Linked DNA regions of Homo sapiens: region 2 is linked to region 1. A link is a loop called in an ENCODE intact Hi-C map of the cell type or tissue named here. Cell type or tissue: mammary epithelial cell. All regions are shown on one strand. Region 1 overlaps MEI4 (meiotic double-stranded break formation protein 4). Region 2 overlaps LOC105377864.

Evidence for each region. Hi-C counts contacts between places; a loop is a spot of excess contacts. Peaks named below come from ENCODE experiments on the same cell type or tissue, not always from the same donor. Only the 100,000 strongest peaks of a DNase experiment are listed, where the experiment ranks them.
Region 2: a loop joins it to region 1, with 26 times the contacts of the local background. A loop is called at or near these places in 2 of 110 quality-filtered maps.

Annotation. Positions count from the first base shown.
Region 1 is chr6:77,738,537-77,743,536 of GRCh38, forward strand. The region is part of intron 2 of MEI4 (meiotic double-stranded break formation protein 4); the gene reads left to right. Among named protein-coding and RNA genes, the nearest start is that of MEI4, 88 kb to the left of the region's middle. In mammary epithelial cell, a CTCF peak has its summit at 2,053 (motif pointing right); no DNase peak of the experiment used is centred here.
Region 2 is chr6:77,464,199-77,469,198 of GRCh38, forward strand. The region is part of intron 5 of LOC105377864; the gene reads left to right. Among named protein-coding and RNA genes, the nearest start is that of HTR1B, 3.2 kb to the left of the region's middle. RefSeq lists enhancers at 2,023-2,072, 2,283-2,342. In mammary epithelial cell, a CTCF peak has its summit at 1,955; DNase peaks (open chromatin) are centred at 1,973 and 3,123; H3K4me3 peaks cover 1,585 bases; H3K27ac peaks cover 350 bases.

The DNA.
Region 1 (5,000 bases):
GTGCTGCAATAAACATACATGTGCATGTGTCTTTATAGTAGAATGATTTATAATCATTTGGGTGTATATTCAGTAATGGGATTTCTGGGTCAAATGGTATTTTTGGTTCTAGATCCTTCAGGAATTGCCACACTGTATTCTACAATTGTTCAACTAATTTACACTTCCACCAACACTGTAAAAGCATTCCTATTTCTCCACATCCTCTCCAGCATCTGTTGTTTCCTGACTTTAACCATCTCCATTCTAACTGGTGTGAGATGGTAGCTCATTGTGGTTTTGATTTGCATTTCTCTAATGAGCAGTGTTGATGAGCTTTTTCTCATATGTTTCTTGGCCGCATAAATGTCTTCTTTTGAAAAGTGTCTGTTCATATCCTTTGCCCACTTTTTGATGGGGTTGTTTTTTTCTTGTAAATTTAAATTCCTTGTAGACTCTGGATAGTAGATCTTTGTCAGATGGGTAGATTGCAAAAATTTTCTCCCATTCTGTCAGTTGCCTGTTCACTATGATGATAATTTCTTTTGCTGTCCAGCTCTTTAGTTTAATTAGATCCCATTCATCAATTTTGGCTTTTGTTGCAATAGCTTTTGGTGTTTTGGTCATGAAGTCTTTGCCCATGCCTATATCCTGAATGGTATTGCCTAAGTTTTCTTCTAGGGTTTTTTTTGGTTTTGAGTTTTACCTTTAAGTCTTTAACCCATCTTGAGTTAATTTTTTGTGTTAGGTTTAAGGAAGAGGTCCAGTTTCAGTTTTCTGCATATGGCTAATCAGTTTTCCCAGCACTATTTATTAAATAGGGAATCCTGTCCCCATTGCTTGTTGGCACATACACACCATGGAATACTATGCAGCCATAGAATAGAATGAGTTCATGTCCTTTGCAGGGACATGGATGAACCTGGAAGCTGTCATTCTCACCAGACTAATACAGAACAGAAAACCAAGCACTGCATGTTCTCACTCATAAGTGGAAGTTGAACAATGAGAACCTGTGGACACAGGGAGGGGAACATCACACACTGGGCCTGTCAGGGGGTGGGGAGCAAGGGGAGGGACACCATTAGGACAAATACTTAATGCATGCTTGAAACCTAGATGATGGGTTGATAGGTACAGCAAACCACTATGGCACGTGTATACCTATGTAACAAACCTGCACGTTCTGCACATGTATCCCAGAACTTAGAATTAAAAAAAAAAATAGGAAAACCAACTCCTGGATTTGTTGATCTTTTGAATTTTTTTGTGTCTCAATGTCTTTTAGTTCAGCTTTGATTTTGATTATTTCTTGTCTTCTGCTAGCTTTGGGATTGCTTGGCTCTTGGTTCTCTAATTCTGTTAGTTTTGATGTTAGGTTATTAAATTGAGATCTTTCTAACTTTCTGATGTGGATGTTTAATGCTATAATTTTTCCTCCTAACCCTGCCTTAGCTGTGTCCCAGAGATCCTGTTATGTTGTATCTTTGTTCTCATTAGTTTCAAACAATTTATTGATTTCTACCTTAATTGCATTATTTACCCCAAAGTCATTCAGGAGCAGGTTATTCACTTTTTATGTAACTGTATGGTTTTGAGTTATTTTCTTATTCTTGAATTCTATTTTAATTACACTGTCGTCTGAGAGAATGGCTGTTATGATTTCAGTTCTTCTGCATTTGCTGAGGAGTTTTTTATGTTTGATTATGTGATCGATTTTAGAGTATGTGCCATGTGGTGGCACATGAGGATGAGAAGAATGTACATTCTGTTGTTTTGAGGTAGAGAGTTCTGTAGATGTCTATCAGGTCCATTTGATCCAGTGATGAGTTGGGTCCTCAATATCTTTGTTAATTTTTTGCTTTAATGATCTGTCTAATACTGTCAGTGGGGTGCTGAAGTCTCCCACTATTACTGCAATTGAAGCCTTTTCTTTGTCACCATTTCTCAAAAATGCTTTGCAATGTGATAAAATATATCCTTCTAGAGGCAGAAGTCAATTGCTTTAAACTGAAACACTCATATCACAATATGAATTATGAAATATTTTAAAATAGCATTTCCTGTTTGACCACCAGGTGGCATAAACATTGCTTTTAAGTAGTCGAATTTAAGGCATCAGTATATGTGAGTGATTATTATTAATGCTAGGAAATCATAGATGGTACTAACAAATTGTGTATACCTGTGATGTTATTTCAAGTGCATTTGAAGAGATTTTATTTGATCTCAACCTTTATCTGTATAGACACACACATATTTATATATTTATAAATAATGTTGAACATATATATTTTGAAAAAAATATATATATAATATGAATTCAGACCACCAATTATGTAGGAGAGCAGGCATCAAACAACAGAAATACCCACAAAATAAACTCTGTGTCTACCCTGAAGAACCTCGTCTTTACAATAGGGAGTCACTAAAACCCTTAAAACAGGTTAATGAGTACAGTAATATAATTATATGTAAGGTACAAGATAGCATAGACAGGGGAGATACTTTTTTTGTCTGGAGAGAGCAGGGATGGTTTCACAGAAAATTTGAAGCAGGGTTTGAAGAATCAGTACACATCTGGATTATGGTATAAGAAACACACCAGATGGGAAAAAACCTGTGCAGTTATGTTAATTAGCATGGCATGTTTTGGTGAACTGTCAGGAATTTAAAGTTGCTTGCATGTAAATAACGATAAGAGTAGAGGGAAGGCTGGAGAAGGACGAAGGGGCCACACAGTGAAAGGCTTTCTGGGCAAAACTGAGGAACATGGAGAACTCTGTCCTGTAAGGTATGGGTAGCCTGTGGGAGATTTTAAGGAGAGAATTTCTGTTATCAAAGTAGTATTTTAGAAGGGTGACTCTCTGATTGGTCTAGAGTGTGGCCTAGAGGAGAACAGAACCAGAAGGCAGTAATCAGCTAGGTGAGATAATTGTGGTAATCAGTTCAAGAGATCATAATGATGTGGATTAAAGTAGTGGAAGGGACTAGGGAAGGACAGATTCAGATACATATGTTATGACAGTTAATTTTATATGTCCACTTGATGGGTCATGAAGTATCCAGATGTTTGATCCAACATCATTCTGTGTGTTTTTTAATTTTAATTTTTATTTTTAATTTAAGTTTTAGGGTACATGTGCACAATGTGCAGGTTAGTTACATATGTACACATGTGCCATGCTGGTGTGCTGCACCCATTAACTCGTCATTTAGCATTAGGCATATCTCCTAATGCTATCCCTCCCCCCTCCCCCCACCCCACAACAGTCCCCAGAGTGTGATGTTCCCCTTCCTGTGTCCATGTGTTCTCATTGTTCAATTCCCACCTATGAGTGAGAACATGCGGTGTTTGGTTTTTTGTCCTTGTGACAGTTTACTGAGAATGATGATCTCCAGTTTCATCCATGTCCCTACAAAGGACATGAACTCATCATTTTTTATGGCTGCATAGTACTCCATGGTGTATATGTGCCACATTTTCTTGATCCAGTCTATCATTGTTGGACATTTGGCTTGGTTCCAAGTCTTTGCTATTGTGAATAGTGCCACAATAAACATACGTGTGCATGTGTCTTTATAGCAGCATGATTTATAGTCCTTTGGGGTATATACCCAGTAGTGGGATGGCTGGGTCAAATGGTATTTCTAGTTCTAGATCCCTGAGGAATCGCCACACTGACTTCCACAAGGGTTGAACTAGTTTACAGTCCCACCAACAGTGTCAAAGTGTTCCTATTTCTCCACATCCTCTCCAGCACCTGTTGTTTCCTGACTTTTTAATGATTGCCATTCTAACTGGTGTGAGATGGTATCTCATTGTGGTTTTGATTTGCATTTCTCTGATGGCCAGTGATGGTGAGCATTTTTTCCTGTGTTTTTTGGCTGCATAAATGTCTTCTTTTGAGAAGTGTCTGTTCATGTCCTTTGCCCACTTTTTGATGGGGTTGTTTGTTTTTTCTTGTAAATTTATTTGAGTTCATTGTAGATTCTGGATATTAGCCCCTTGGTGAGATGAGTAGTTTGCGAAAATTTTCTCCCATTTTGTAGGTTGCCTATTCACTCTGACGTAGTTTCTTTTGCTGTGCAGACGCTCTCTAGTTTAGTTAGATCCCATTTGTCAATTTTGGCTTTTGTTGCCATTGCTTTTGGTGTTTTAGACCTGAAGTCCTTGCCCATGCCTGTGTCCTGAATGGTAATGCCTAGGTTTTCTTCTAGGGTTTTTATGGTTTTAGGTCTAACATGTAAGTCTTTAAACCATCTTGAATTAATTTTTGTATAAGGTGTAAGGAAGGGATCCAGTTTCAGCTTTCTACATATGGCTAGCCAGTTTTCCCAGCACCATTTATTAAATAGGGACTCCTTTCCCCATTGCTTGTTTTTCACAGGTTTGTCAAAGATTAGATAGTTGTAGATATGCGGCGTTATTTCTTAGGGCTCTGTTCTGTTCCATTGATCTATATCTCTGTTTTGGTACCAGTACCATGCTGTTTTGGTTACTGTAGCCTTATAGTATAGTTTGAAGTCAGGTAGCGTGATGCCTCCAGCTTTGTTCTTTTGGCTTAGGATTGACTTGGCGATGCGGGCTCTTTTTTGGTTCCATATGAACTTGAAAGTAGTTTTTTCCAACTCTGTGAAGAAAGTCATTGGTAGATTGATGGGGATAGCATTGAATCTATAAATTACCTTGGGCAGTATGGCCATTATCATGATATTGATTCTTCCTACCCATGAGCATGGAATGTTCTTCCATTTGTTTGTATCCTCTTTTATTTCCTTGAGCAGTGGTTTGTAGTTCTCCTTGAAGAGGTCCTTCACATCCCTTGTAAGTTGGATTCCTGGGTATTTTACTCTCTTTGAAGCAATTGTGAATTGGAGTTCACTCATAATTTGGCTCTCTGTTTGTCTGTTATTGGTGTATAAGAATGCTTGTGATTTTTGTACATTGATTTTGTATCCTGAGACTTTGCTGAAGTTGCTTATCAGCTTAAGGAGATTTTGGGCTGAGATGACGGGGT
Region 2 (5,000 bases), 270 kb before region 1:
AGGACCTGGCGCGGCACACTGGGAAGGGGCAGGTGTCTGGGGGAGCTGGAGGGACGCGGCGTGCACCAGCCCGGGAGAAGCGTGCGAGCTACGGAGCAGATGGGCTCTTTATATAGAGTCCAGGTCCGGTCCGCCAGAGCAGTGCAACTCGTGCGGCGCGGCGGGTGCGGACGCCCGCTCCCCATCACCTTCCCTTTTTCTCTCTCCCTCCCTCTTTTCCCCCCGCCCTGTTCCTTTCCTGGCCAAGGAAGCTCCCGCCGGGTCCTACCGCCCTATCTCCCCGCTTCCCACCCTGGGCCATCCTCCCAGCCCTGACAACCTGGAGCTGCATTTCTGGTCAGGGGAAGAAGGCGTCCTGTTCTCGCCTCTACGGACATCAGAGCTTGCTGCGCTGACCTCCAGTGAGACCCATGTCCTTAGCCATGGTCACAGGTTTAGTCCAGCAGTCTGGCCCTAGGCTCCTGCCTACCACTCCCACCCTAGGAGGCCAGTGTTAGGCGGGGAAGCCCTGGTCTCTGACCTCTCCGCTCTAAAATCATATCCAGCCCTGATGGCCACACCCAGGTTAGGAGGCACCAGTAATATCGCTGTAGAGGGCCCAATGTTTGCATTTTGTACTTTGCCGTCCTTAACTCTTGATACAATAAAAACTATTTTTTCATCTAGTTTTAGAAATTTGTGTTTTTCACTCAACTATGAGTCAACAGGGAAAAAGACAAGCTATCTGCGAAAATGTAAAAGTTATCACAAACAGAAGCCAACTGTATGTGAAATTAAACCTTCTGCTCCACCATCCTCTTCCAGCTGCTCAGTGCTTCAGTGCCTCTGGAAAACAGTTGCCAGTAAGCGTGTTCCTTCCAACAGCCTACCTAGAAAGGAGGTCATCAGAATTCAAGAAAAAAGGGGGATGGTGGGGCGGGGAGGACTGGAACCATCATCAGCACCATCTTGTGTGTCTCCTTTGCCTTCAACTAATATGTGGGAATGTCAGCCATAAGCTGCAGCATGCAATACCAGTACCTAGGTCTCATGACCAGGGACGGATCCCCTGTCCTCAGTTTCTCCTCTGACCTCAACAGAAACAAATGTAGGGTAGAGATGCAAATCAGAAAGTATGAAGAAAAGCTCCAGGAAAGGACAAGGTATTTTCAGCTCGAAGGATTAAATGATCCCCACTACGAATTCCTAGAGCCTAGATCCATGTTTGGCACCTAGAGTGTATCTAATAAAAACTGCATTGTAAATGAATTCATCTGTTTAAGCGCACATATATTTTAAAGAGAATCATTCTGTGTCAGAACCTAAGGCTATCTGATCTGATCCCTCCACCCAGTTTTAGAGGAAGAGTAATTGAGATCCTTTGAAAGAAGAGCTTTTTACCCAAGGCAATAAAGCACAAACCCAAGTTCCCTTAATTCCCGGTTCTCTAAACCAGGCAAGCAGGCAAAAAATAGAGTGCCTACTCTATGCTGAGTATTTTTCTAGGCATCCGAGGTATGGAGGCCAGTGGGAGTAGACTCAGACCCTCTTTTCCAGCAGTTTACATTCTAGAAGAGACAGACAATAACTACATGAACAAGTAAATAATTAATACTTATACTTTTCTGTAGTGTTAAGTGTTTTGAAGAAAAACACACATACACACATGCATGCATTGAGAGTGAGGGTACTCCTTTAACTAAGGTGGCAGCTCTTCAAGGACGTCCTCTAGATGCGGTCTGGGCTGCAGCAGCCACCCTGAGGATAAAAGCACAGCCTTCTCTCTTTTTCTCCTCCAGTCCTAGCACCTAGCATTTTGCCACCAACCTTAAGCCTCATTTTCACCACATTTTAAGGGATCCTTCCCATTCTCCCACCCCATCCACCTAGATAAACAATTATTTTTGTCAACTGCAGCGCTCACTTAGAAACCATAGAAGAGGGAAGCAAAGCCGGCGAGTTTAAACCGCTAGGTGGGGGCATTGGCCAGGACGGATCAAAAGTGTGTGCGATTGCGGGTGTGTCCTGTGGGAGTGCGGGGTGCCAGGAAACAATTTTCCCGTTATCCTAGGAGAACTGGAAACGATTAGAGACAAGTGTTAAAGGGATGGGAAGCGGGGGAAGGCCGACAGGAATGTAACCAGCTCCATGCGACCTTTCCTCTTTTAATTTCTGCTCGGGAGCATGGGACGGAGAAAAAACAAAGCAAAATTTGTTCCCCACACGGTTTTTGGCTTTAGCGGTTTGGGGACCTGTGGCTTTCTCCAGCCATGCCTCCACTGCTTCGCAGAGTCCCAGACTCCCAGAGGAATCCGCCCCTTGTAGGCAGTTTGATTTTACCCTCTTTGGTAAAGAGCTGCTTAAACACACACCGCCATCATATTGACCGGATGTTGGCAGAGTTCAGTGAAGAACCCCATTTCCTTAACCTGACTTCCGCATTTCAAGTATTCCTTTCTCACTTTAAAACACATAAAACATAGGTGTTTGCACAGAGGCGCATGTGTGTGAAACACCCAAGAGAGAAAGAGACCCTGTAAAGTCGCCTGTGCCTGGGTCACCCCTTCGGAGTAGGGGTCGCTGGGTAAGGTCCAAGTGCCAGCTCTGCAGTCCCCAGCGGCGCTAGAAGGAACCTCCAGGCAAGTTTTGGGGGAAATTCACCTGACAGGGGAGGAGCAGAGAGGGAATCAGTAGCGGAAGGGAAAGGGTGGAGATGGATTACCTGAGCGCAGCAAAACTTAGTTGAGTAGAAATAAGCTCCCGTATGAACACCGGGCACTAAAACTGCGAATTAATGTGGTTCCCTTATTATCAATTCCACGCACGTGTACGTTTGGCAGAAGCTGAGTAAGTGGAGAATAACTCTGGAACTGAAATGAAGTCAGTGAACCGACACAAAACCAGATCCTAGCGGTGAGCTGGCTGCGGAGGAACCAAAGAAAAATGAATCCTCGAGGAACCCTCTCCCATGCTAGGAAGATGTAGTTCTACAGCTGCAGCACCAAATTCGAGGCGCAGGCTGGGAAGTTTAAAGCGCAGCGCTAACCAGACTGGACACTGTCAAGGGAAGCATACTCTGCCTACAGCAACCACAAGAGATATCTCACGGAATTTATTGCAACTCAACTCTATGTAAGCTGGCAGTCAGCTAACCTTAGTCAGCCCTAGCCAGCTCTCTTGCCTGCGGCGACTGAGTCTTGCTTTCAGCATCCCTAGAGTCTTCCATCCAGAGAGTAACTATTGAAAGAGGTCCAGGCCCAGGAGCAAAGAAAGTCCTGATTTTATCTTTGCTTTGCTGAAAGAAAAACGTTAGAACACTCATGCGCCTGTCACTTTTCTCCTTTGATACAGGAAAATACAACCCCGCACTCACCATCCCACTGCTTGAGAAATCTGGTGTGGAGGCCTGTCTTGCTGCTTCTTTCAAATTCTGCTTCCTCCATCTATGGCCAGCATATATATATATATTTTCACTTCAGAAACGGGCAGCAGGAGACCACCAGCTCATGTGTGCACCATCCTAATGTGTGCTGGCAGCCCATTTCTAGGTTTATCTTATACTTCCTCCAGTAACTATTCCTTAAAGAACTGACTGATGGCAATGAAACTATCAGGTCCACCCAGTGACTTGGTTCTTACCATCCTTTGTGACTTCCTTGATGAAAACTATGAAAATGTTCAGATAAATGACCATATACATACATAGATATACATGTAATTTTTGCGGACAAATTCTGAGGATTTCCAAACCATATGAGGCCCAGATCCCTTTCCATATTCATTGGCCCTCACATTAGGCCTTTGACCTGATATTTGTGTCATGGTATTTACATTCCATCTGTTTTATTAGAAATTTTGAGGTCTTTCTTACCAAATAATGAAGGCAGGTGCTTTATTCCCTAAATGTTAGTTTGGTGTAACTTAATCCCTAAAAATTGGTAATTCTCCTATGTGTCTATATATGGATACAAATATCATGTAAGCCATATTTCTATTTAAGGAAGAATGCAAACAAAACTTAGAGCAAATATATATAACTTAGACATTTTTAATACCTATCTCCATATGAATAAACACTTTGCTACTTTGAACAGATACTTGCAACAAGTAACTTACTACTGGTTCAAAGATAGCCCAGATCCAACTAGAAGAGCCAGCTCCCAATTAAGATCTAATCACATATTTCCTGGCTGAAGACGTAGGTCTTCAAAAAAAAATTCTATTTTACAGCTACTATTAAGTAATGTAAGTAAGGTTACATAGAGTATGGTGTGCTGAATTTTTTTTTTCTTGGACAGAGTGAGATTTGGCAATGAGAAATATCTGAATGAAAAAACAATGCCAATAAATCCACCAAACTTACAAACAACTTGCTTTTTTAAGTTGGCAGTGTAATTAAGCAGCTCTGTTCAAGATGAAGTCTCTCTTGAAAAACCAAACCAAACAATTTGATGGTGAAGTTATCTTTCAGCCTAAGTGACGAAGCAATAGAAATGCAAAGTCTTTATTTTCAAACAAATAAAGAAAAGTCAAAACACTTATTTTGCCGAAGAAAAGCAAAATTCTTAATTTCAAACAGGAAAAATGACATCACTCTCTGGTGCTTTATTGCTTCTTTACCTGTCATTCATGAATAAGAATCATTATCCTTTATTGAACACAATATACTAAGCCATATGCTATGTATTCTACATACATTCTTACACTTATTTCTTATAACACTGAGAGTTGTCATTATCATTCTCATTTTCGGGATAAAGAAGTTGAGGCTTAGAGAATTGAAGTAATTTTGCCAATGTCAGACAGCTGGTAAGTGATAGAATCAATTTTCAAGTTCAAGTCTCTAATTTCAAGTTACAACCATTGACCAGTATTCTACACTGGATCGGCCATGCAGCTCAGCGTAGCCACCCATTTTGCTCACCTGACCATGACTTCGTTTCCTTCTGCCTGTGAGATGACGTCATTGCTCATAGCTATTTAAGTCTCCATAGTAATATTCGTTTAGACGCCTTCAAATT